Regions from separate parts of the Homo sapiens genome. Here region 2 is linked to region 1. Evidence: read pairs that join two places in POLR2A ChIA-PET (ENCODE). Cell type or tissue: PC-3. All regions are shown on one strand. Links, peaks and the distances in the headings refer to the core of each region. The heading gives the core; the rest is flanking DNA. Region 1 overlaps CARD11 (caspase recruitment domain family member 11). Region 2 overlaps CARD11 (caspase recruitment domain family member 11).

What was found. Peaks named below come from ENCODE experiments on the same cell type or tissue, not always from the same donor. Only the 100,000 strongest peaks of a DNase experiment are listed, where the experiment ranks them.
Region 2: POLR2A ChIA-PET joins it to region 1 with 14 read pairs; 4 of 35 experiments call an interaction of 5 or more read pairs at or near these places.

The regions. Positions count from the first base shown.
Region 1 is chr7:2,990,611-3,007,332 of GRCh38, reverse strand. All of the region lies in intron 1 of CARD11 (caspase recruitment domain family member 11), which reads left to right. It also overlaps the pseudogene RN7SKP130. Among named protein-coding and RNA genes, the nearest start is that of CARD11, 45 kb to the left of the region's middle. In PC-3, for the core only: no CTCF peak of the experiment used is centred there; no DNase peak of the experiment used is centred there.
Region 2 is chr7:2,927,660-2,938,558 of GRCh38, reverse strand. CARD11 (caspase recruitment domain family member 11) reads left to right here. Exons shown (of 25, transcript NM_032415.7): 8 at 527-652; 9 at 1,325-1,522; 10 at 3,930-4,106; 11 at 5,973-6,024; 12 at 8,485-8,567; 13 at 9,861-9,961. Among named protein-coding and RNA genes, the nearest start is that of CARD11-AS1, 11 kb to the left of the region's middle. RefSeq lists an enhancer at 245-1,141. In PC-3, for the core only: no CTCF peak of the experiment used is centred there; a DNase peak (open chromatin) is centred at 4,268.

The DNA.
Region 1 (16,722 bases), core at 3,708-11,707:
ATTCATTGCCTTACAGGTCATTTTGCTTAAAATTGCAGTTTCTAAGAACGAGTGGGCAATGCCGACTGAGGACTTACCGTACAGCTGTGCACATGCACTCACTGGCATGGAAACCATTGCATTATTTGAGCTTAGGATTCCTATATTTTTTCAATTCTGGGATTTTTTTTCTAGAGTTTCTTTGAATTTCTCTTCCTCTCCATTCTTTTAATTTTCTCCATCTGTATCACCTGTAAGACAACCGTTGCAACTTCTCAATCTGTCTTCCACTTAGCTTTTCTTTTATCCTGTCCAGCTCCACCCACCACCACCTTTTTCTGCTGGATTCTAGGAGAGTTCCTCAGTTTCCTCTTCTAGAATAAATCTATAGAGTGTATAAATATTAACTCACCACCCACAGTTGGAGGAGCTGTTATGGTTTTGATTTCATAGGCAGGGAAGTATCTTGATGGTTTATCGTGCTCTGGGCCAGGCCACCCTGCTGGTTGCAGTAGAGCTTGTTTGACTATCTTGTCCCAAGCCCTCTGCACTTCCACCCACTCCCTCCCTCTTTCCAGAATTTGGGAGCAGGCTCAGAAAATGCCATGCCCTGAAATTCCACCTGATAGGAATTGAAGAGAAATGAATGAGCGATTCCCAGCAGGGATCACTTGCCCTAAAAGATGAATTGAGCCGAGTTTCCGCAGTGACTGGGTCCTTCCCACACCTCATCAGTAGACTCCAAGCCAGAATGTAAATGAATGCAAAGTGATCTCATTCACTGAGCTTATCCATCATGGATATTGGTGCCATGACTGAAGACGGTGTTCTTGTCCAAGAGTAAGACTTGTGCATGTGCTTTTCCCCTCCACTTTCCTGGGGAGGGAATGGCCTGATGCTACCGACCAGTCCACATTCTCTGAACAGATGCATCCCCAGAGTGCACGTGAGTTCATCAGCTTCTCCAGGTTGATGGACACATGGCCTGTGATGATGTTTCTCAAAGTGTATGCCACACAGAACACTAGTTCGTGAGTTGCTCCATGAACCAAGGGTGCCATGGTCAGATAAGCTGGGAAATGCTGCGTGCTGCACCTTCCTTAGCAAGATTCATGTGCAAAGGATCTGAGAAGTCCTGTGATACCAGGCTTACCAATCCATTTGGTCACATCACACACCCCACTCCTCACTGTTTTTTGGTTTTTTTTTTTTTTTTTTGACTAAACACACTGTCTCCTAGGGACACAGTTCTGTGTAGTTAACAGGAAATATTTATTGAGTTTCTATGTGGCAGGCCCTGAACTAAGCTTTCTTTTGTATGATTTCATTTGCTCCTTAAAGCAACCCTGTGAAATTTATATATTGTCATCACTCCCATTCGACAGGTAAAGCATTCGAGGCTTGGAGAGTTCAAGCCACTTTCCCTCCTCACTCAGCCAGTAAGTGGTAGAGCCAGGTTCAAACCCAGGCCTGCCTCCCTCCAAAGTCCACTTTATCATGCTTCCCCAGAAGAAAATGGCCACTTATAATAAAAAGGTAAATTAGGGCCAGGTGCAGTGGCTCCCGCCTGTAATCCCAGAGCTTTGGGAGACCAAGGCAAGAGGATCATTTGAGCCCAGGTGTTCAAGGCCAGCCTAGGCAACATAACGAGACCCTATCTCTACAAAAAAAAATAATAATAATAATTTTTCTTTAATTAGCCAGGCATGGTGGCAAGCTCCTGTAGTAGTAGCTACTCAGGAGGCTGAGGTGGGAGGATTGCTGGAGCCCAGGTCAAGGCTGCAGTGAGCTGTGATTGTGCCACTGCACTCCAGCTTGGGTGACAGAGCAAGACCCTGTCCCAAATAAATAAGCATTATGGTTTATGAGTCAGCCTCTTAAGCATTCAGTGACCAGAATGAAGGAGGAAATAGTAAATTCCTTGAGCTTACAAAACGGAGCCCCATATCCTGAGTGTAGGGTGACCCCACTAAGGTGTAGCCAGGTTCCTGGTCTCTTCCTAGACTCTCTCCTTACCTTCCTATGGCCAGCCTCCGTTGTCAAAAGAAATCCAGCATGCTGCTAGGCTCATTAGAGGCCTGCGCTAAGCCAGGGGCAGGGGTGCCTTCCTGTAACTCCAGCTATTTGGGAGGCTGAGGCAGAAGGATCGCTTGAGCCCCGGGGTTTAAGACCAGCCTGGGCAACACAGCGAGACCGTCTCATAAAAAACAATAATTACAATAAATTATAAATATTCATAAATTTATATTGTATATAAATTTTTATTATATTATATATTATATATTTATATTTATAAATAAATTTATATTATATTATATATAAATTATATATATTATATATAAATATTTATAATTATAAATATATAGTAAAATATATGTTAAATTTATATTTATTTTTATATATTATATATTTAAATATATATTTATTGAAATATATATTTTAATTTAAAATTATAAATATATATGATATACATTATGTATAATATATAATAAAATATAATAAATTAAAAATGCAAATATATACTTAATTATATATCATATATAACATATTTCATATAAATATATAATATATAATTGTATATTATATACAATAATGTATATTTATATGATATTACATATAATTATATATCTATCATATATCAATAATATATATTGTTACATATATAATATATGAGAGAGATATATATTGAGTTTCTATGTGGCAGGCTGTGAACTAAGCTTTCCTATGGATGCTATCATTTGCTCCTATATATGTGTGTGTGTGTGTATATGTGTATACACACACACACACATATATATATATATGAAGGCGTGTCTTAGATAGCTGCAGAAGTGACTATTGAGATTATCCAGTGTTTCCCTACCTGGGAAGGCACGTGGTATCTTCACGGTGGGCTGTGGACTTAAGAAGCTGCTGACCTCTTAGCTCGCCCAGACCTCTGTGCCATAGTCAGGGTCTGGTTTCTTCAGCTCACCAGAGTTCCACGTGCGGTTGGTCTGGTCTTCCAGACGTTCATGGATGCTGCCCTTAGTTCTGTGCACATCCAGCAGTTTTTCTCAGCTGCCTCCTTCCCCCTTGGCCTCTCTTGCCTGCGTGGACCTCTGCGTGGCCCCACTCTGGGTGGTCCTGGATCTCACAGTGTCCCTTTGCCCACAAATACTCCCTCGCCCAGGGACTCTGAATGTGCCATCCCAGTGGGGACCCCACATTCCGTCTCCATGGTAACCAGCAGGAAGCTGGTGATGGATGGGGGCCTGGCGTGGAGCATATTGCAGTCCTCAGATACCATCACTTCCCACAGAGTGAGTCCAGGCAGGGAAGAAATGACTGGGGGGAGCGGGGAAGAAGAGGTCGCAGCAGCACCTTCTGGCGCTGATCGGACGTGGAGGCATCATTCCCGTGCCCGTCTTAACTTCGGGTTCTTGCCAAAACCCACCAGTAAGCTGATGCTGCAATGGGGTAAGGCTAGAGAGAGGCCCTTCTGGCAAGGAATTGTTCTTAATAGGCCAGGCTGTGATGATGAGTTAGGCAGGAGACTAGCAGACCACCTTGTGCCATCTGCTGCAGTGTTCGTGGCCTCTCAATGACTGTGGGGCGTCCTTTACTGTAGAGTTAGAATCAGATCGGACTCTTCCACACAGTTGGTGGTTGTTATTGAGCTCTGGGCCAGGCACTGGATATATAGGAGTTGTTGACATCAAATAAACTGTAGAGACGAATCTCTGCAATTCAGAAGTTTTACTTGAGAAGTAAGAACAGCAATTTGGGCTGGGCACGGTGGCTCACACCTGTAATCCCAGCACTTTGTGAGGCCGAGGGGGGAGGATTGCTTGGGCCCAGGAATTTGAGACCAGCCTGGGCAACATTGTGAAACCCTATCTCTACAAAAAAAAAAAAAAAAAATTAAATTAGCCGCGAGTGGTGGCACACGCCTGTCGTCCTAGTTACTCAGGAGGCTGAGGTGGGAGGCTCTCTTGAGCCTGGGAGGTCAAGGCTGCAGTGAGCTATGATGGGGCCACTGCACTAGAGCCTGGGCAACAGAACAAGACCCCTCAAAAAAAACAAAGAATTACAATTTTTGACGTACACACAGACCTGGGTGGTCTTCGTTATGTCCAAAGAACAAAGGTTTGAGGTTTTATTTTTAAAACAGAAGTGTTACGTATTGTTCTTTAAGTTGACCGTCACCAGTGAAGTTTTGGGGAGCTGGCAAGCCCCGATTGGTGAGTGACAGCGGTGGGTAAAACTAACCTTACAGTCATAGCAGATTGTTTCAGTAGCTGTTAGAGAAAACTGGTTTCAGGTTACGGCTGGCAGTGTCCGCAGCCCGGGCTTGCAGAGAATTTCATTTCTGGAGCCATGTTATGTGTCCCGGGTGCTTTTTACCTCCACCCCTCCCAACTCTGTTTTAGGTGGGTGTGATAAGAATGACCCAATTTGCCAGGTGTGGTGGCTCACATCTGTAAATCCTCGCATTTTGGGAGGCCGAGTGATACGGTTTGACTCTGTGTCCCCACCCAAATCTCATGTCCAGTTGTGACTGAGTGTTGGAGGAGGGTCCTGGTGGGAGGCGACTGGATCATGGGGAGGGATGGACATCCCCCTTGCTGTTTTCCTGACAGTGAGTGAGCTCTCACCAGATCTGGTTGTTTAAAAGGATGTGGCACCTTTCCCTTCTCTCTCTCTTCCTCCCGCTCCTGACATAAATGTGCTGGCTTCCCCTTTGCCCTTCCACCATGATTATAAGTCTCCTGAGGCCTCCGCAGAAGCTTTTTGTTTGTTTGTTTGTTTTTGAGATGCAGTTTCATTTGTTTACTGTCTGGAGTGCAATGTCACGATCTCAGCTCACTGCAACCTCCACCTCCTGGGTTCAAGCGATTCTCCTCCGTCAGTCTCCTGAGTAGCTGGTACTACAGGCCCGCACCACCACGCCCGGCTAATTTTTGTATTTTTAGTAGACAGGGTTTCACCATGTTGGCCCGGCTGGTCTCGAACTCTTGACCTCAAGTGATCCACCCGCCTCGGCCTCCCAAAGTGCTGGGATTACAGGCATGAGCCACTGTACGCGGCCTATATGTTATTCTATGTATTTAAAAACATTATTCTGAGCTGGGCACAGTGGCACACACCCATTGTTCCAGCTATTCAGGAGGCTGAGGCAGGTGGATTGCTTGAGCCTAGGAGTTTCAGACTGTAGTGTGCTGTGATCACGCCTGTGAATGGCCAGTGTACTTCAGCCTGGGCAACATAGCAAGACCCCATCTCTTAAAAACAAAAAAACACCACATTATACGGGAAGTAGTCCCAGATGAGTTCAAGAAAGATACAAAGTGCTGTCCCTGAGAAAGGGCTTCCTGTATTGGAAACACCTTGGGTGGTTCCTACAGTGGAAGGAGTGGCCCAGCATGGGAGGCAGAGGACTGACCTACGAGGGTCCAGGTGGCCAAGGAAAGTGGCTGCCCAGAAGCCCCAGGAGTGAGGCTGCTGTTCTTGGGGCAGCCGCAGAGCAGGATGAGGATTGCCACGTTCAGTCCTCAGTGGGCCTGGAGGAACGTGAGTCGCCGTGTGTCAAATGGGGAACAGGATTGCCAGAGAGCTCTTGGATTGCAGGAGAAGGAACAGCTTCGTTAGAAGGAAGCAATTCTATTAACTCGCATGCATGTCTCTTGATGAGCTGGCCTTCTCTGCTTGAAAACCACTGGGAGGGAGAGAAGATGGAGAAAGTTCCAAGGAACTTTCTGAAATACACAGCCCGGCAGGTGGAGGGGGTGGGAGGGATGACGAGCCATTCTTATCCCAATATAAGGGAACGCTCCATGTCAGAAAGGTGATTAAATGGATGTGAGTTTCTATTGCAGAAACAAGCCGGGGAGGCGCGTTAAGGATGGCGTGTCAACCTTCACTGTGCGTTCCCTGGTTTTATTGGTCTGTGTTATCACCTCCGCGTTACTTAAATGTAGTTTGGTGGTGTTTTTTATTACGGCCTCCCCTTTCTTTCCCCATGGCTGCCAATATTTCGTGTGGCAGCTCCTCACTCTCTCGTCACCCGTTACCTGTTACTGTCACCGCCCCGCCAGGGTGTCCTTGCAAGGGACTCTTAATGGAGCTGTCCTGGTTAAAGAAATTCAATGTGATTGAGCTGCAGCAAAGAATCAAAATCCAAGTATCTGAAAGGGATGAATAATAACTAGGTATTAAAGCATATTGGTTATTTATTATGAGCAGAAGGCAGGAAAACATTAGCATGTAAAAAGCTGTAAATTAATCACGGCTGGAGCTGGGGAACCTGAAAAAGTCACCTCTATCTTTATTAACTCTGTTTTGTTATTCCTGAGTGTAACTGAGTCCCCATTTCTGTCCTTCTGTGATAGATCTTCATCCCCAGCTGCCTTGCTGCAGGCATGAAGGGGTGAGATTTTTAAAAACATGGTTGATCTCACATCACCTGGTGCTCAGAAGAGGGCGGCAGGGGATTGAGCATGGAGGAGCTGACTTCAGTGCAAGTCCTGGCCATTACCACTCACCAGCTGTGGCCGTGGGCACATCCCCAGACCTCTCCAGATGCTGTGTCTCCAATCTGTAAAGTGCACGTGATTCTAGAGCCTTCCTTGGGAGTTGTTCTAGGATTAAATGAGATACTGCCGGCCAGGCGCAGTGGCTCACACTTGTAGTCCCAGCACCTTGGGAGGCCAAGGCGGGCAGATCACTTGAGCAAGCCCAGGAGTTCGAGATCAGCCTGGGCAACATGGTGAAATCCCATCTCGACTAAAAATACAAAAAATTAGCTAGGCCTGGTGGTACATGACTGTAGTCCCAGCTACTCAGGAGGCCGAGGCGGGAGGATCGCTTGAACCCAGGAGGTTGAGGCTGCAGTGAGCCATGATCACACCACTGCACTCCAGCCTGGGTGACAGAGTGAGACCCTGTCTTAAAAAAAAAAAAAAAAGATACTGCCTTTCCATGTTTAATCCTGTGGGTAAGGGTGGTTGCTGGTAACAGACAAACAAAGGGGCCCTTGCTACTCAAAATGCTATCAGTGCTACTCAGGAGGCTGAGGCAGGAGAATTGCTCGAACCCTGGAGGCAGAGGTTGCAGTGAGCTGAGATCATACCACTGCACTCCAGCCTGGGTGACAGTGTGAGACTCTGTCTCAGGAAAAAAGAAAAAAGCAATCAGTGGCTGGGTGCAGTGGCTCATGTCTGGGATCCCAGCGCTTTGAGAGGCCAAGCAGAAGGATTGCTTGAGGCCAGTTCAGGACCAGCCTGGGCAACAGTGAGACCTCATTTCTTCATACAAAAAAACTTAGCTGGTTGTGGTGGAGCACACCTGTAGTCCTAGCTACTTAGGAGGCTGAGACAGGAAGATCACAAGCTCAGGTGTTCAAGGCTGTGGTGAGATATGATTGCACCACTGCACTCCAGCCTGGACAAGCAAGTGAGATCCCATCTTGTTAAAAAAAAAAAAAAGCAAAAAATCTGGGCTGGTGGCACACACCTGTAATCGCAGAACTTTGGGAGGCTGAGGCAAGAAGACTGCTTGAGCCCAGGAATTCAAGAACAGCCTCAGTAGCATAGTGAGACCTCGTTTCTACAAATAATTTTTTTTGAATTAGCTAGGTATGGTAGGTGTGCACCTGTAGTCCCAGCTACTTGGGTGGCTGAGGTGGGAGGGTCACTTGAACCCAGGGAGGCTGAGGCTGCAGTGAGCTATGATGGCACCACTACAGCACTCCAGCCTGGGCAACAAAGTGAGACTCTGTCCTGAGTCAAAGAAAAAAGAAAAATCACATTAAAATGCAGATTTCTAGGCCCCATCTGTGACCTCCTGCATTGAACAGGATCTCCAGCTGAGTCATGTAGACATTGATGTTTAAGAAGGACTGACAAAGCATTCTGGTCCTTTTAGGGAATTTTTTGATAAACTGGAGAAAGGGCGTTACGTGTTATGATAAAACCAGGAAACTGATTCACTATTGTTGAAAGAGTGCATTGACTATTTGAGCTGAAATGCACTTTGCACCTTGAGAGTTTGTTTGGAGGTTCTAGCAGGGGAGCGCGGCTACTTCTGTACCCTTGATGGAAGACCGGTCTTCCTCTCTCGGGGATGGTCATCCTCTTTGACCAAGTATGCAGCCTCAGGAGGGACACATGTGGAGCGGTGAGGGAGGAAGGGGACACCCGCCTAGCCAACCAGATCAGCCAAATCAACTCTGGTGATCAATGGGGGTGACAGCTGTTGCAGCCAGATTACCCTCACATCCTGAAATGCACTTTGGAAGGCTTTGAATCCTATTCCCTTTACAGACGAGGAAACCGAGGTCGGGAGAGGTTAAGCATTTGCCCCAGGCCACAGAGACGTTATTCTGGTTGTGTGTTGTGTAAAAGCCACCCCAAAACTTAATGACTTCAAACAACAACAATTTCTTGAGCTCATGGATTCTGTAGTTCGGGCAGAGCCTGGGAGAGAAAGCTTGTCTCTGCTCCACGCGGGGTCAACTCGGGCAGCTCAGCTGGGGCCGCAGGATCCACTTCCCAGACAGTGCTCTCATGTGGCTGCAAAGTGCTGCCGGCTATTGGCTGGGATCTCAGCCAGGGAGGGCTGGGAACCTTGATCCTTGTCCACGTGGACTCTGCATGGGCTGCTTGCTGTCTGGGCTTCTTTTTTTTTAAGAGACAGGGTCTTGCTCTGTTGCCCAGGCTGGAGTGCAGTGGTGCAATCACGGCTCACTGCAGCCTCAACCTCCCAGGCTCAAGTGATCCCCTGCCTCAGCCTCCTAAGTAGCTGGGACTACAGGTGTGTATCACCATACCCAGATAATTTTGTTTTGTTTTGTTTTGTTTTTACAGATTGGGTCTTGCTATGTTGCCCAGGCAACTCCTGAGTTCAAGTGATCCTCCCACCTCGGCCTCCCAAAGTGCTGGGATTACAGGCACGAGCCACCATGCCCAGGCATGTCTGGGCTTTAAGAGTGAGTGTCCCAGGACACAGACAATGAAAGCTATGTATATATTTCTTTTTCTTTTTTTTTTTTTTTTTTTTTGAGACAGAGTCTCACTCTGTCACCCAGACTGGAGTGTGGTGGTGTGATCTTGGCTCACTGCAACCTCCGCCTCCTGGGTTCAAGTAATTCTCCTGCCTCAGCCTCCAGAGTAGCTGGGATTACAGGCATGAGCCACCACACCCTGCTAATTTTTGTATTTTTAGTAGAGATGGGGTTTCACCATGTTGGCCAGGCTTGTCTCGAACTCTTGACCTCAGGTGATCCGCCCACCTTGGCCTCCCAAAGTGCTGGGATTATAGATGTGAGCCACCACGCCCGACCAGGAAGCTGCAGTTTCTTAGAGCCTCAGTCCAGACACTGGTACAGTATCACTTCCAGCTTTTTCTGTAGGTCAAGCAGTTACAGAGCTCGGGTTCAAGGGGTGGGGACACAAGCCCCATCTAACAATGGGAAGAGTGGCAGAGAATTTGGGGGTCAGGTTTTAAAATTGCCACAGATAGACTTTAAGAGAAATGGGATCTAAACGTAGATTTTCCAGCACAGAGCTCGTTCTACCATCCCAAGTTCAACCTCCCCACTTAATCTTTCCTTGGGGGAAAGAATTAGACCCTGTCAGCTTGATTCTGCATAAAAATAAAAAGACGTCCATCTTTTCACTGTAGAATGTGAGCTGAGAGCCCAGGGCCCAGACCACCATCCTGTCCCCGGAGCCCCTGGTTGCTGCTGGGTGGGGTGTCTCAGTTCTGGGCAGCTTGTTGTTTTTTTCTCAGCACGGAGGTGGTAGCAGCCGCTGCTGTCCCTGCTGTGGGCCTGAGCATCTCAGGACTGCCTCTCAGCTAAGTCAGGCCCACAAGAAGACTCAGAACTGAGCCATGCCTAGGGCCACTCACCCACAACCATCAGCCTCCATCCTCGCCCTGCCTCCCCTGTGGGCTGAGCTGAAGGGAGTTTCAGGATGACCCCGGCTTTCCCTCTCCTGAAAAATGGTGCCCTGTCCATCTGCACCATCTGAGGTTCTCATCTGAGATTTGTTGGGGTGGGTAGGGGAGGGCAGGCATTTTTGCTTGTTGTTTGCTTTGAATCTGGCCAGCTCCAACGAGCCTTTATCGGAGCTGGGATCTGAGCTCCATGCCACCTGTCCAGAGCAACATCTGCCATCCCGGACTGCATCATCATTTGCGTGCCCCCGCAAAGCAGTCTCTGAGATGAGGGTTTGAATGCAACTAGTTCATCTGGGAGTTGCCGGGGATGAGGATCTTGGGGTGGGGAAGTGGTACAGCGTCGAGGGGCAGCTGATAAAGGGAATGTTATGGAGCCTGTCACTACGGTGAATGACAGGGACTCCATCCCATGGGGAGGCTGGGCAGATGGGCAGAACTCACGCCCAGGGATTCCTCCTGAGACTGAGGTACCTGGGGGGTTATTCAACCCAAACACCCTTAATTGTTACACTCTGGGCTTGGTGGTCTAAGATAGTCCCGGAAGGACAGGTGCGGTGGCTCATGCCTGTAATCCCAGCGCTTGGGAGGCTGAGGTGGGCAGATCACTTGAGGTCAGGAGTTCAAGACCAGCCTGGCCAATACAGGGAAACCCTGTTGCTACTAAAAATATAAAAATTAGCCGGGCATGGTAGTGCACGCCTGTAATCTCAGCTACTTGGGAGGCTGAGGCAAGAGAATTGCTTGAACCCAGGAGGTAGAGGTTGCAGTGAGCTGAGATTGTGCCACTGCACTCCAGACGGGGCAACAGAGCAAGACTCTGCCTCAAAAAAAAAACAGTTGAAAGAAAGGCCTCAGGCACAGAGCTGGGAATAGTGGCAGTAGGTCTGCTGGTGTCACTTTATTCCCTGTTTTTCTTTGTGACAAAACCAGGCAGTGGCAGCTTTTGGTGTGGGTGGGGTTGGGGGGAGCTGGCTAGGACGTCACCTCCACAAGATTAGACAGACATCTGCAGAGTGCCTTGATGACTGAGGCCCTCCTGGTGACAAGACAGGTCTGCTGGTTTCCAGGGCAAATTGCCAAGTGAAGGAGGCCAAAAAGCACAATCCCATGTGACAAGTGTGAGTCTGAAAGTTGCAGCTTGGGAGCGGTGGAGGAAGCAGGCATGGAACTGCCATGGAGTTCAGGCAACAGTGGCCCTGAGCCCTAAGGGGTGTGCCTTGTACATGGACATGATGGGAAGGGTGTTCCCGGTGCATGGAACAGCATGGGCGTGTGCACAGAGGCTGGGAAATGTGAGGTCATTCGATGTGGCCGCTGTTTGGTCTCTGTGCCTATCCCAGCGATGGTGTCACTGCACAGGGAAGAATGCAGATTCTCACCCTCTGCAACTGTTTCTCAAGCTTTAGAATTGCAGCAGTTCAGAGGAAGAAATTCCAGAAAACATGTGGAGCAATTGGGAAATTGCCGGAAACACTGTCTTAAAGGACTGTTCGTTTGGGTGTTGTCAAGTCAAGCCTCCTTTCTTAAAAAAGTCCACTTTCGTTCACACATCCCATCAGGACGGGGAGGGATAGCAGGCTTGGTTACTGTGATGGACCGAATGGTGTCCCCCAAATTCACATGTTGAAGCCCAAACTCCCAATGTGATTGTATTTGGAGATGGGGCCTTTAAGCAGGGAGTGATTGGTTTTTCTTTTTAGTTATTGTTTCTCTTTTTGGAAATTTTAGATTCCGGGGGTACATGTGCAGGTTTGTGTGTGACATAGGGACATTGCATAATGCTCAGGTTTGGAATTCTACTGAACCCATCACCCAAATAGTGAACATCAAATAGGTGGTTGTATTAGTCTGTTCTCATGCTGCTAAGCAGAAATACCCAAGACTGGGTAATTTATAAAGAAAGGACGTTTAATTGACTCACAGATCTACATGGCTGGAGAGGCCTCAGGAAACTTACAGTCATGGCAGAAGGCACCTCTTCACATGGCGGCAGGAGAGAGAATGAGTGCAAGCAGGGGAAATGCCAGATGCTTATAAACCATCAGATCTCGTGAGAACTCACTCACTGTCAGGAGAACAGCATGGTGGAAACTAGCCCTGTAATTCAATTACCACCACCTGGTCCCGCCCTTGACACAAGGGGATTATTACAATTCAAGGTGAGATTTGGGTGGGGACACAGAGGCAAACCATATCAATCAGTAGTTTTTCAACCCTTGCCCACTTCCTTCACTCCCTGATCTTGCAGACCTCAGTGTGTGTTGTTCCCATCTTTATGTCCATGTGTTCTCCTCATTCAGCTCCCACTTTTAAGTGAGAACATGCAGTATTTGGTTTTCTGTTCATCTGTTAATTCACTTAGGATTATGGCCTCCAGCTGTATCCATGTTGCTGCAAAGGACACGATTTTGTTCCTTTTTATGGCTGTGTGGTATTCCATGGTGTATATATGCCACATTTTCTTTATCCAATCCACCGTTGATGGGCACCTAGATTGATTCCATCTTCGCTTTGTGACTAGCGCTGCCATGAACATAAGGGCGTGGGTATCTTTTTAGTACAATGATTCGTTTTCCTTTGTGTAGACACCAAGTAGTGGGATTGCTGGGTCAAATGGTAGCTCAATTTTTATTTATTTGAGGAATCTTAAGGAGGCAATTTTAAATAAGACCATGAGGGTGGGGACCTGATCCCACAGCACTGGTGTCCTTGTAAGAAGAGGAAGAGACACCAGGTTCACGTGCATGGAAGTAAAGGCCATTTGAGGACACAGCCAGGAGGTGGCCACCTGCAAGGAAGGTAGAAGAGCCTCACCAGAAACCAACCCTGCTGGCACCTTGATCTCAGACTTCCAGTGTCCAGCACTGTGAGAAAGTGAATTTCTCTTGCTTAGGCCACCCAGTCTGTGGTATTCTGTTAAGGCAGGCTGAGCAGACCAGCACTGTTACCAACAGATAACCAAACGCTTTTAACGGGGCATCTTCAAACGTTTTTGAAGACTTCTGAGCCGCTGTCTGGCAAGGCAGTCCTGTGTACAGCCCATTCCAGTTCAAGCCTCTAAATGCATCTTTTCTCATCTGTAAACGGCGCTACGTTTTGAGGCCCCGTTTTCCAGAAATGATGTACTCCACTCTCCCCAACGCACACACAGATCCCTGGAGCTTGCAACTCCTCTGTTAGGAATAGCTATTTTCACTGTTCAGAACAGGTGTTCGTAGAAAAGGTGATACCTTCAACGCAGCCAGGCGCTGAAACCCTAGCGGGAGGATTTAGAGGCCACCAGCCCTGCCTTGGGGTCAGACATGCATGAGTGAATGGGGCTGGGCCAGTCCCTGCTATGTGAGCTTGGGCAGGAATCCAGGGCTCAGGGCGTGACTAGGAACAGGAACGCCTGCGTCCCAGGTGAGGCGTCCCAGGTGAGGCGTCCCAGGTGAGGCGTTCCATCTGCAGAAGGCAGCTGCTCACCGTGCGTGTCGGCTCTTCGTGCCATTCCTGAAAGCAGAGTTTGATGGGACAAGATTTTTTAAAATATAGGAACCCTGAGCATTTGGCGAGCTAGAAGGGAGACAGCTCCAGACAAGAGGAGGCAGGGGCGGGAGCTTTGCAGGGTGTGGCAGGGACAGGTTTACCGAGAGCCGGTTCTGCGTCAAAACCCACGGGACGTTTCCCCTGCTGAGGATCAATTATCCATCCTGCTAAAGGTTAATTCTTCTGCAGAGAAAGCCAAATGGCCCAGACTCCTTTGTGCAGGAAAAGCAAAGGCAATTAAAAGCAGCTCCGACCCGGATCACGGGGCCCACCTTCTGCTGCGTCCCTGGATATGAGCTTTCCCCTGGCGAGTCCGCCGCCTCTCTTTCCCGTAGACTTCGCACGTGTCACGGGTGTGTTCTCAAAGCTTTTCGGGGCCTTCAAATTTTAGCAATGCCTCTGGGTGGATCAGATGCCAGGGTGGGGTCACTAGAAATGCACTTTCTTCCCAAGAACCCCCAGAAATGCCTTCTCCATCCCTCCTCTGGTGCGATCATGGCCCCGCACACCCACACATCGTGCTCTTTCAAATTCTAATTCATGATCTGCTTTCCATGGCCTGGGCTTCCATGTCCCAAACCCACACATGGGTTGTTGAAGGCCCCTATGAAGACCCAGGCCCTGTGCTGTATTTTCACCTTCATTGAAACTTGCCTGTACTTTGGCCAGAGCATGGACTGCAGTGGAGGAAATAATGTCTCCCAGATTTCCTGCCCACCTGGAACCTCAGAGTGTGGCCTAACTTGGAAATGGGGTCTCTGCACATGGGGTTAGTTAAGTTAAAAACAGATTATACTGGATAAGGAGGTGGGGGCTGAATCTAATGACTGGCCTCCTTACAAAAAGGAGAACGAGAGGAGAGAGACAGACAGACTGGCCAGGCCTGGTGGCTGACACCTGTAATCAAAACACTTTGGGAGGCCAACATGGGAGGGTCACTTGAGCCCAGGAGTTCAAGATCAGCCTGAGAAACACAGCAAGACCCCATCTCTACCCCCCACACAAAAGTTTTTAATTAGCTGGGCATGGTGGCATGCACCTGTAGTCTCAGCTTCTTAGGAGGCTGAGGTGAGAGGATCACTTGAGCCTGGGAGGTCAAGGCTGCAGTGACCCGTGTTTGTGCCATTGCACTCCAGCTGGACAACAGAGTGAGACCCTGTCTCTGAATAAATAAATATTTTTTAAAAAGAAATAAAAAGAAGAGAGGCTGTGCAGAGATGCACAGGGAAAGCCGTGTGATGACGGAGGCAGAGATTGGAGTGAGGTATCTACAAGTCAAGAAATGCCAGAGATCATCAGAAATCACTAGAATCTGGGAAAGAGGCTTGGAAAAAACTCTCCCTCTGAGCTTCCAGAAGGAGCCCCTCTGGCCGACACCCTGATTTTGGACTTCTGGCCTCCAGAACTGGGAGAGAATACATTTCCATTGTTTTAAGCTGCTAAATTTGTGATAATTTTTTACTGCAGCTCTAGGAAACACAGATGTCGTCTAACTTAGCCATCCCCCATCACCTGTGTGCATGGGGATCACAGGTGCAAACAACACCAAGGGCCCATTGGGATCTGGTTTATTCCTGGAGTATCTGCTGGAATTCTACCCCTCTCCCCAGGCCCACTGAGCTATCATTTCAGATTTCAAGGGTGTACGCTTGTGTATAGCAGCACAATTCAAAATTGCAAAAATATGGAACCAGCCCAAATGCCCATCAGTCAACAAGTGGATAAAGAAACTGTGGTATATCTATACGATGGAATACTACTTAGTCATAAAAAGGCATGAATTAGTGGCATTTGCAGGGCCCTGGATGAGATTGGAGACTATTATTCTAAGTGAAGTAACTCAGGAATGGAAAACCAAACATCGTATGTTCTGGCTCATAAGTGGGAGTTAAGCTAAGAGGATGCAAAGGCATAAGAATGACACAGTGGATTTGGGGAACTTAGTGGGGAAAGGGTGGGATGGGGAGAGGGATAAAGGATTACATATTGGGTTCAGTGTATACTGCTTGGGTGATGGGTTCACCAAAATCTCACAAATCACCACTGAAGAACTTACTCATGTAACCCAATACCACCTGTACCCCCAAAAACCTATGGACATAAAAAATGAAAATTAAAAATCAAATAAAAGATTTCAGAGGTGTGAAAGCACAGTATTGTATTGGAGGGATCACTTCAGATCCATTCTCATTTCTTTTTTCTAAATTGAGATATAATTTGTACACCGTGAAATGCACAGATCTTAAGTGCACGGTAGATAGTTCAACCGTTTTTGACGAACGTAACCCATAATCCATCAAGATACAGAACATCTTCAGTGCTCTCAAGAGTTTCCTCATGCCCCTCCTGCTCAGTTTCCATCCTTCCCACCAGAAGCTGTTGGGACAATCACTGTTCTGATTTCTTTCACGTTGGGTAGCTTTGTCTGTCCGGGGGCTTCACATACCTGGAATCACACAGTGTGTACCTTTTCGTGTCTGGTTTCTTTCACTCTGCATGTTTTCGGATTCTTCCACGTTGTTGCATGTCTCTTTCCTGTTTATTTTTATTACCACAATTTGTTTATCCTTCCTCCTGTTGGGTAACTGGGGTGGTTTCCAGCTTGAGGCTATTATGAATGAAGTTGTTATCAGTTTAACCACACACAAGTCTTTGTGTGGACATATTTTCATTTTCCTTGAGTAAATACATAGGGGTCCTGGGTCCTAGAACCCTAGGTATTTGCTAAGTCATCAGAATAGGTATATATTTAATTTACCAAACCGTTTTCTAAAGTGGTTGTCCTATTTTACACCCTCACCAGCTATGTATGAGAGTTCCAGGCCAGGCATGGTGGCTTATGCCTGTAATCCCAGCACTGTCTGAGAGGCCGAGGTGGGAGGATTGCCTGAGCTCAGCCTGGGCCAACATGGTGAAACCCTGTCTCTACAAAAAATACAAAAATTAGCTGGGTGTGGTGATGTGTGCCTGTAATTCCAGCTACTTGGGAGGCTGAGGCAGGAAGATCGCTTGAACCAAGAGTCTGAGGCTGCAGTGAACTATGATTGCACCACTGCACTCCAGCCTGGACAACACAGCACAACCCTGCCTCAAAAAAAATAAATAAATAAAAACAAAAAAACAAACAAACAACAACAAAAGAAAAAAAACACCAAAAACCAATATTAAGGAATCTTCCAATCAATGAACATGATATATCTCTCTGTTTGACTTAGGGCTTCCTTAATTTTTCTTAGCAATGCTTTGTAGTTCTTGGTGCAGACACTTTACAAA
Region 2 (10,899 bases), core at 1-8,000, 65 kb after region 1:
ACCCCTGGCATAAATCCCCTGTACCTCCCAGTATTCAGCCCCTGGCAGAAGCTGCAGTTTATCAACCAGATGAGGGCCTGGGGGTGGGAGCAATGTGGGCAGAGGGGAGGGTGAGGGCTTGGGATTGGGGGAACCCACATACCTGCCAAGGTGTGAGTCTCAGAGCCTCACCCACACCTTGCGGATTGCAGGATCCCAGATGTGCCGGCCACCCTTGGGCATGTACAAGCTATTGCACCAGCTTAGCACCTGTGTCCCCCTCCTGACTGAGATCACATTGTCCTCCCCTATGTTACCTGGTCTGTAGTGGGTTCACAACAATGCTGGGTTGATTGGTCTCCTACCTTGAGCCCCAACAGTCAGATAGTCGGTTCCCAGAAGGGCAGGCCATGTCCTGACCATGCCAGCTTAGGGAGGGACAGGCCAGCTCCAGCCAGCTGGCGGGAAGGCACGAGCAGAGAACAGCTTTCAGTCCTGACCTATTGATTGCTCGATGCGCATATTGATTTCTCTGTGTGGTTCACAGTACCTGGAGGAGAAGGAGGACCTGGAGCTCAAGTGCTCGACCCTGGGAAAGGACTGTGAAATGTACAAGCACCGCATGAACACGGTCATGCTGCAGCTGGAGGAGGTGGAGCGGGAGCGGGACCAGGTACAGGCACCACCTGCAGCGTGCAGGGCGGCGAGGCTGCACAGCGGGGCCCGCACCCCAGACCACCGGCTCCTTCAGAGTGTTTTGTCCAGTGCAACATCACTGACAATGCAGGGATCACTCCTGAATCCATCTTTCCCATTTCTGTTCCAAAGATGAATTCTAAAAGATGAATTCCAAAAGGCTTTTTTGGAAGTCACAGGCGTTTGGGTAGCAGGGGGATCCGAGCTGGGCTCCAGCAGCTCCCACGACCAAGCATGGTTCTTAAATGTTGTGTGTTCTCTCGGGTGAGAGGATGGGTTCAGATCCAGCCCTGTCATTCATAAGGTGTATGCCCATAGGCAAGCTGCCACCCCTGACCTCAGTGCCCTCATCTGTAAAATGGGGATAATTACGGTAGCACCGCCTCATAGGGACAGGCTGTGGCCTTCCAGGGACACTGCATCAAAGCTCTCAACACAGAGCCTGCCACTAGCAAGGGTCGGACCATCGGCTCTGTGATCGCGTTAATGAAGAAGGTAGTGACTGACACGCCCAGGGGTCAGACTGCAGACGAGAGCCACAGACGATGTGGCTGGCCCCTGGGTTGGGATGATGCCTGTCCCTGGGCCCAGCTGGATTTGGCTGGGGTGCAACCCCCAAAGCAGCCTTCGTCCCGCTTCTCCCTGGCAGGCCTTCCACTCCCGAGATGAAGCTCAGACACAGTACTCGCAGTGCTTAATCGAAAAGGACAAGTACAGGAAGCAGATCCGCGAGCTGGAGGAGAAGAACGACGAGATGAGGATCGAGATGGTGCGGCGGGAGGCCTGCATCGTCAACCTGGAGAGCAAGCTGCGGCGCCTCTCCAAGGACAGCAACAACCTGGACCAGGTGGGGCGGGACGGGCAGGACCCCACGCCTGAAGCCAGGTGGGCCCTGGTGCCCACTGAGGGCTGTGGCCAGTCCCCACCTCCCCGTGGAGACCCACACCTGAAGCCAGGTGCCCCCTGGCACCCACTGAGGGCTGTGACCAGTCGCCACCTCCCTGTGGGGCCCCAAACCAGAAGCCAGGTGCCCCCTGGCACCCACTGAGGGCTGTGACCAGTCGCCGCTTCCCTGTGCAATGAATGGCTCCTTGTCCTTTGTTTAGTTTTGTTTTGCTTTTGAGACAGGGTCTCACTCTGTCGCCCAGGCTGGAATGCAGTGGCACTATCACAGCTCACTGCAGCCTCAAACTCCTGGGCTCAAGCAGTCCTCCCACTTCAGCCTCCTGGGTAGCGGAACTAAAGGCACACACCACAATTCCTGACTAATTTTGTAATTTTTTTGTACAGACGAGGTCTCACTGTTTCCCAGGCTGGTCTTAAACTCCTATCCTCAAGCGATCCTCCCGCCTCAGCCTCCCAAAGAGCTGGAATTACAGCCGTTTGCCACTGTGCCCGGTTGGCTCTTCATATATTTGAAGCCGGAAGTTCCCTCCCACGCCCAGCATAATCCACATCTTTTACTGTTGTGTTTGTGTCTGTTTAGTGATGAGTGGAAGCCACTCATTTTGAAGTTAGAAGATGCAGGGTAGGGCTGGGCACAGTGGCTCATGCCTGTAATCTCAGCATTTTGGGAGGCTGAGGTGGGAGGATCGCTTTAGGGCAGGAGTTCAAGACCAGTCTGGGCAACAGAGCGAAAATTTTTAAAAATTTAAAAAATTAAAATTAAAAACATAAATAAGAAGATGCAGGGCGCCAGGTGCGAGGGTTCACGCCTGTAATCTCAGCACTTTGGGATGTCGAGGCAGGTGGATCACGAGGTCAGGAGTTCAAGACCAGCCTGACCAGCATGGTGAAACCCTGTCTCTACTAAAAATACAAAAAAATTAGCCAGGCGTGGTGGTGCGTGCCCATAGTCCCAGCTACTCGGGAGGCTGAGGCAGGAGAATCGCTTGAGCCCAGGAGGCGGAGGTTGCAGTGAGCCGAGATCACGCCACTGCACTCCAGCCTGGTGACAGAGCAAGACTCCATCTCAAAAAAAAAAAAGGCAAGCTTGACCTGGCCACTTCCTTGCTGGGCAGCCTCTGCCTTAGGAGCCTCAGTGCCCTCTCAGTGACCACAGCCAGCTGCTGGCCTCCCACTGGGGTTCCCCCGCACACCTGAACCGTCACTGGGTTTAAGACACCCTGTGGTCGTTACGGTTCCTAGTGCTTGTGAGTAAACCCTCATTTATGGACTATGTGAATTGCAGAGTGCATTTCCCAGCAGGGCTCCAGGCACTGAGAAATGAAGGAATGCCTCCTCCAGGGTAAATGTTACCACTATTATAGCTCTGGGTTTACCGAGTGCTGTCACGTGCAGGTGCCACGCAATGTGCCCTCTGTGCATTACCTCATTTACCCCACGGAACTGTCCTGCATGGAAAGCATGCTCAGTGTCCTCATTTACAAAGGAAGGGACCCTGACCAGGCGCGGTGGCTCAGGCCTGTAATCCCAGCACTTTGGGAGGACCCGTGCTCCCGGCTGCAGTTACAGCGTGAACACAGGCCTGGCATTAGCCCACTGTGCTGTCAGCAGGGCATGACCGGCGCTTCCATCCGTCTGCAGAGTGGGAGTCAAGGAGCAGCAGGGGGTTAACGGGGCACGCCAAGGTGGGCTGTGCACACCCAGGAGCTCTACTGCTGTTTTGAGCCCCTGGAAGATTTTGCACAGGGAGTGGAACAAGACGCTTTGAGTCTGGAGGCAGCGCAGCATGCGGGTGCCATGTGGCTTTGTGGGCCACGTAGTTCCTTCATGCTACAGCACTCCGCTTCCTATTTTGTAAAAAGCAATTATCAACAACAACCTCTACTTGTCAGGAAGGATTCAATGAGGTGACAGCTATGAAGCGCTCCAGACAAGACAGTACCTAGGACTGTGTGTGTGTGTTTTTTTTTTAACATCATTCAGTCATTCTGAATATTTTTTATATTTTTAGCTCAGGCACAGGGCTAGAAATTGGAAATTTCATGGTGGCAGATGAGATGGAAGGGGCTGAGGCCAGTTAGGAGGCAATGCCTTTACCATTGTACAAGAAGACCGGGGCTTGTTTGGGAGACTGGACCAGAAGCCTGGGAGGAGGATGCATCATTAGGCTGGACTGATGGGGGCTCAGTGTCTGGGGTTACGGTTGGGGTCAGGAAAGAAGAATGGCCAAAGTGAGCTTCATGTTCGGGTGGCCGAGGGAATGATGATGCCATCAGCCCAGCCATCTTGCCCACTGGTGGCGCATCGCCAAGCCCCACCACTAACGCCAGCTTTTTCTCTGTCCCCAGAGTCTGCCCAGGAACCTGCCAGTAACCATCATCTCTCAGGACTTTGGGGATGCCAGCCCCAGGACCAATGGTCAAGAAGCTGACGATTCTTCCACCTCGGAGGAGTCACCTGAAGACAGCAAGTACTTCCTGCCCTACCATCCGCCCCAGCGCAGGATGAACCTGAAGGGCATCCAGGTGCATGGGTGTGGAGGGAGGGGGCGCAGGTGCAGGGCAGAGGGTCTGTGAGCCGGGGGCCCCTGCAGGCGGCGATGGGGCAGCACAGCCACGCCTGCTTCTGGGTGGGTCTTGGGTGCCCAGACTGTGACTCACCCTATTTCAACCCTGTAAGCTGGAAATCCTGCGACTCGCTTCTTACTCATTTGTACATTTTTACTGATTTCCTCACTCTTATAAATGTAATAGACATTAAAAGAGAGAGAAAGAAAGACAGGCTGGGCATGGTAGCTCACGCCTGTAACCCCAGCACTTTGGGAGGCCAATGCGGGAGGATCACTTGAGGTCAGGAGTTCCAGACCAGCCTGGGCAACATAGGAAGATCAAGTGTCTCAAAAAAAAGAAAAGAAAAGAAAAGAAAAAAAACAGCCAGGCATTGTGGTACATACCTGTAGTCCCAGCTACTCAGGAAGCTGAGGCAGGAGGATCACTTGAGCCCAGGAGTTGGAGGCTGCTGTGAGCTATGATCGCACTACTATACTCCAGCCTGGGTGAGAGAGCAAGACCCTGTCTCAATAATAAGAGAGAGAGAGAGAAAGGAAAGAAACAGAAACGAAAGAAAGAGAAAGAAAGAAAGGAAAGAAAAGAAAAAGAAAAGAAAGAAAGAAGGAAGGAAGGAAAGAAAGAGAGAGAAAGAAAGAAAAGAAAGAAAGAAAGAAAAAGAGAAAGATGGAAGGAGGGAAGAAAGAAAAAGAAAGAAAGAAAGAAAGAAAGAAAGAAAGAAAGAAAGAAAGAAAGAAAGAAAGAAAGAAAGATGGAAGGAGGGAAAGAGAATGAAATGAGCATCATTTCCAAATTCAGTCTTGGTGCAGTCGCTCACGCCTGTAATCCCAGCACTTTGGGAAGCTGAGGTGGACGGATCACCTGAGGTCAGGAGTTCGGGAGCAGCCTGGCCAACATGGCGAAATCCCATCTCTACTAAAAATACAAAAATTAGCCGGGCGTGTTGGTGGATACCTGTAGTCCCAGCTACTCAGGAGGCTGAGGCAGGAGAATCACTTGAACCCAGTAGGGCGGAGGTTGCAGTCAGCCGAGATCGCACCACTGCACTCCAGCCTGGGCAATAAAGCAAGACTCTGTCTCAAAAAAAAAAAAAAAAAAAAAAAACCAATTCATTTGTTTATTCATCACATATGTATTGAGTATATGTACTGAGTGCCAATCACATGCCCGTCACATGTCAGGCACCATCCCAGGAGCTGGAGTTAGCAGTAATCCTGTCACTGTGTTCAGAATCTCGGGCAACCCGAAGCCCACGGCTGGCTCTCGATGGGGAGGGAATGAGTGAATGAATGAGATGCCACAGCAGGGCCTGACAATGCCTCTGCCTCTCCCAGCCTTCCACACGCCAAGCCAGAAGGCCTGAGGCAGCACATCTGAGCTGACTGAGACCCCATTAGCACTCCGGGCCGGGGGTGGCCAGGGCACCTGCCTGGCAGCCTCACCCTCTTCTGAAACCTGCTCTGTGTCATGTACCCAGCTCTGCTCAGCTTCACACTCCCCGCACATCACTTGGTCCCCTCTGCCGCTCTTGGCTCCTGTCCTGTCTTCTGCCATGAGCCATATTACACGGCCGCCCTGGGAGGAGAGCTTGTCTATACCAGCAGCTGCCTGATTCAAGCCCAGGGGAGCCGCTGTGTCTTGTCGTCCCGGCCGCGGGAGATGAGCATCGGTCCGTGTGCGTTCCGGGCTGAACCTGGTGGCCGTATGACGAGGGACACGATGGCTGGCCTCTCTCTATTTTTTTCTAAGCCCCAGTGACATGTGTCTAGGTCCCTGTTTGATTTGTGTCTTGTGTCTTGTTTCTTCCCCTCCCCTCCCTTTTAGCTGCAGAGAGCCAAATCCCCCATCAGCCTGAAGCGAACATCAGATTTTCAAGGTTAGTGAGACGCCCAAATCTCTCTTGGCCTGTCTCATCTGTCACTCTGTCTCTCTCGGTCCATCTGTTTCTCCCACTGTAACGAACAATCCTGCGTGGTAAACGTGGCGGGTTCTCGGGGGTCTCGGAGTGGTGGGGGTCCATCCAAATAGCAATTAATGTTCATCGTCATTCAAAGCAGGCAGGAGCCCAACTGCTGAAAGGTCCCCTCTGTGGTTCCCTCCACGCTTCCCCGCCTCTCCCGGTGGGTCTGTCCGGAATCCCTGGTGCGTTAGCTGAACTGTGCGTTTTGCCCGTGGCTTCTCAGCGAAAGGACTCTTTGACCCTCTTCCAAGACTTTTGGCCGGGTGTTCCCCCACAGGACTTCACAGGAGGCTGGTTCATTCGTCAGTCCCTGGTTCTCCGAGACACACTGCCTTCAGAATCTTCTCTTTTGTCCTCACCATGTCTCTGGGAGTGACAGATCGGCTAGAAGGGTTTGCCTAAGCAAATCAAGCACCTACTATGTGCCAGGTGCTGGAAGGCCCAAGTAGATGTCCATAGACCCCACACACTCAGGCAGGGCCACAGCCAGGAGGTGGAAAGTGCATGGGTCCTGAGAGTGGCTGGACAAAGGTCAGAGAAGGATCCATCAAGAAGGGCACATTTGGCCGGGTGGGGTGGCTCACACCTATAATCCCAGCACTCTGGGAGGCCAAGGCGGGCAGATCACCTGAGGTCAGGAGTTTGAGACCAGCCTGGTCAACATGGTGAAACCCTGTCTCTACTAAAAATACAAAAATTAGCCGGGCGTGGTGGCAGATGCCTGTAATCCCAGCTACTTGGGAGGCTGAGGCAGGAGAATCACTTGAGCCCGGGAGGCTGAGGCAGGAGAATCACTTGAGCCCAGGAGGCAGAGGTTGCAGTGAGCCAAGATGGCACCACTGCACTCCAGCCTGGGTGACACAGTGAGACGCTGTCTCAAAAAAAAGAAAGAAAGAAAAATGTGGGGGCGGGGTGGACATTTAAACTGGGGCTGGAAAAGGGAGCCTTTTGGTGGAGGGACACAGTGTCCAGAAGTACTCCTCAGCTCAGAGAGGGGCCCATAAACAGAGGTGTGGAGACCAGGAGGTGCACAGGCAGAAGCCGCCCTGCCACCCCAGAGCGTAAAGCAGGAGAGCACTGGGCTGAGACTGTGGGCGCCTCACTGAAGATATGGACTTCATCCTGCATGGCAAGGATGAAGCCTCCCCCAGGTGGCTTTGGGGTGGGCAGGAGAGTGAAGAGTGCAGACCTGTGCTTAAGGCCGTTCTCTCTGGACACGGAGGGCAGCAGAGGGAGGCCAGGGCGGGGGGCCCCGTCCAGCTCCCTCACGGCCACATCCGGTGTCTCAGTGGCCTTCTGTATCAGAAGGGAGGTGCAAAGGGCCTGGGGCCTGCAGGAAGCAGAGAAGGGGGTTGCATCACAGGGAAGGGACAGGATGCAGTGGCCATGGGGCTCCTCATCAGACCTTAATAGGCTGCCCAGTGCCAGGTGCTGGGGGCCCAGGGAAGGACAGCATATGGTTCCTCCCCACAAGGCATCCACTGATGGGGGTGCATGTACGTATATCTCTCTGTGCACACAACACGGGCACACACAGCAAGGGTGGGAGCAAGGAGGGGACACAGAGAGCAAAGCCGTCTTAGGAGGGCTGAGAGGATGTGCACATGGTCCCCAGGCAACCCACCACAGAGCCAGGGGTTGGGGCAGGGACATCAAGGGAGGCTTCACTGAGGAGGTGACGGACTTGGCCCCCAGTTTGTCCTCATCCCCATCAGCCAGCCCTGCTTGTCGGGGAGAGGCAGAGTCCATGTTGATGGCAGAGAATTGGACAGGAAGACTCATGCCCCGGTTGTCCATTGTTCACAGAAAATGCCAGCCGGGGACCCCACACCAGTCCTCAGAGACACATGGCGTTGTCCAGCTTTGACCCAGGCTGCCCAGGGGGTGACCCTCGCTGGGAGCTGCGATATGTTGGCAAATGAGACCCACCACCCCCTCCCCGCCAGGAGCCTACTGTGGTGGGGGGAGACAGGAAAAGAAGAGATGGTTTTATGCCTGTGATACCAGCGCTTTGGGAGGCCAAGGCAGGAGAATTGCTTGAGGCCGGGAGTTCAAGACCAGCCTGGGCAGCATAGCAAGACACCATCTCTATAAAAAATTTGATAAAAAGCAAGAGGAGGTTTTTGAGGGCTCTTTCTCCAGCAGATGCCACAGAGAGTGGAGTGAGCCCTCAAGGGAGAGAAGAGGCCCCAGACCCACCTCGTTAGAAGGAGGTTGGGGATGATGCCAGAGAGCCCCATGTGCCTATGGGCCATGAGGCTCTGACTTCCCTTTCCCCACCTTTTCTCTTCCTCCCCTCTCTCTCTTCCACCTCAAACCCTCCCCGGCCCCCTTCTCCTTTCTCTGTCTCTCCCATCTCGTCTCCCGTGAGGACAGCCAAGGGGCACGAGGAAGAAGGCACGGACGCCAGCCCTAGCTCCTGCGGATCTCTGCCCATCACCAACTCCTTCACCAAGATGGTGAGCTGCAGCCTCTGCCCGATCTGCAGGTCCCCTCCATTGTCTCCCCCTGCAGAAGAGTGTCTGGGACCCCAGTTCATGCCCACCACCCACTCTCCCTCCAGAGCTCATCCCCACCACCCTCTCCCCCTGCAGAATGCCATCCAGGGACCCAGCTTATCCCCACCACCCTCTCTCCCTCCAGAGTGCCATCCGGGGCACCAGCTCATCCCCCAACACCCTCTCCTGCTGCAGAGCACCGTCCCGGGGCCCCAGCCTCATCCACCCCACCAGCCCTGACCCACCTCGCCTTCCTCCCCAAGACCCAGCCTCTGAGCAGCGCTGCTGCCTGCTCTGGGCTGCAGCCCCAGCCTCCCTTATGTTTATTTAGAGAGGTTTCCACAGCCTCGCAATGTATTTACACCTTCTTGCCGCCTCCTTTCCCAATTTAACACTTGGTGGGAGGAGGAGCTGGGCCTCCCAGGGGCTGTCGCGCATGGCACAGGCCGTGAAAATTCTGCCGCAACTTCTCAGCCCCTGGCAACTCCCGCAGCCTGGGGAACGGGCGGCAGGCAGGGCAGGGAGCTGTGAGCAGCTGGAGCCGCCGCAGAGCTGAGGCTTGGGGCCCCATCCCCAGCCCAGAACCCCTACCCGGGCAGAGCCGGGCAGGGTCCCAGCCACTGCATCCAGCACTGCCCACCCCCTGACAGGCAGCAGAAGGCCCAAGATTAGAGATTCTAACCCCAAGGGGAAGCCCTGGGAAGCTTGTCAGCTCAGCTTCCAAAATCAGGCCCTGGGGGAGGCAGATATTTGATAATGAATGATTCCTGTCTGATGGCTGCCCTGGGTGGCAGAATCCCAGGCTCTTATTAAGAGCGGCTCTGGCCAGGAGCCAGCAGGCCTGGTTTCAAAGGTTGCCCTCCAGCAGCTGTGCCGTCCGGGGCACCACTGCCCTCCCCACGCCCCAGGCCCACACTGTTCACCATGTTTAGAGCAGGTGCCCACAGCAGGTGCAGCCCGGGGGCCTTGAGCTCAGCCTGTGCACCATGGCGAGGCAGCGCCCCAGTCCCCCAGCCGGCCGGCTCCCGCCTGCGTCCTCCCTGTGAGCAGATGTGCGAGCAGATGTGCTTCAAGCTCGGCGGCTGCGGCCGCTCCGGGCTCAGCACAAGCCTCCTCCAGCCAAGGTCGCCGCTGATAGCCGGCTCGCTGCCTCCATGCCGCCTGAGTAGGAGGCGGGCACGATTTTGCATTGAATTGAGTCCCTGCGTGTGTAATATTTATGCACCCGTAACGTGTGTGTGTCTGTGTCTGAAGCAGCCCCCCCGGAGCCGCAGCAGCATCATGTCAATCACCGCCGAGCCCCCGGGAAACGACTCCATCGTCAGACGCTACAAGGAGGACGCGCCCCATCGCAGGTGGGTGGCAGGTGAGGGAGGACTGGGCTTTTGCCCCGTGCCACCATGCCAAGCCTCCTTACCCCGTCTCTGGGCCAGTCCACGCTTGCTGACCCAGCTGTCCTCGAAGCAACCCTGAAAGGCAGGGTACTGCTCATTGTACAGATGAGGAGGCTGAGGCTCAGAGGAGGGAAGCGGCCTCCCTGGGTTCACCCAGCTGCCTGTCCAAGGACAAAACCTATGACCCGTGGCTCCATGCTGCCCAGAAATCAGGTTCCCGGGCCCCACAGCCCCAGGGCTTGGCTTTTTCTGCCAAAGAATAAGAAACTCACAGCTGGGCATGGTGGCTCACACCTGTAATCCCAGCACTTTGGGAGGCCGAGGCGGGTGGATCACCTGAGGTCAGGAGTTCGAGACCAGCCTGACCAATATGGTGAAACCCCATCTCTGGTAAAATTACAAAAAATTAGCTGGGTGTGGTGGCATGTGCCTGTAATCCCAGCTACTCGGGAGGCTGAGGCAGGAGAATCGCTTGAATCCGGCAGGTGGAGGTTGCAGTGAGCCGAGATCATGCCCCTGCACTCCAGCCTGGGTGACAGAGCGAGACTCCATCTCAAAAAAAAAAAAAAAAGAAACTCATGAATGGCTTCTCCAATCTCCTCTCCCACCTTCCTTACTTCCTAAAAACCATTAGTGTCCTCACAAAGAGAACCACAGTAGAAGTATGCCTGGGCAACGGGTGTTTCCAGCCTGCCAGGGTTTGGCACGTCACCTACAAAGTCAGAGGTTGTTGGGCGGTTTCCAGAAGGGCAGAGAGCAAGCAGTGGCCTTGGAGGCTGGATCCACACCCCCGGTCCCACTGGGGCCTGGGTTTGGGCCTCTTAGCATGGCCTTCCCTGGCTGGCTCCAGAGATCAGCAGCAAAGACCTGCACTAGGCCGGGCACAGTGGCTTACGCCT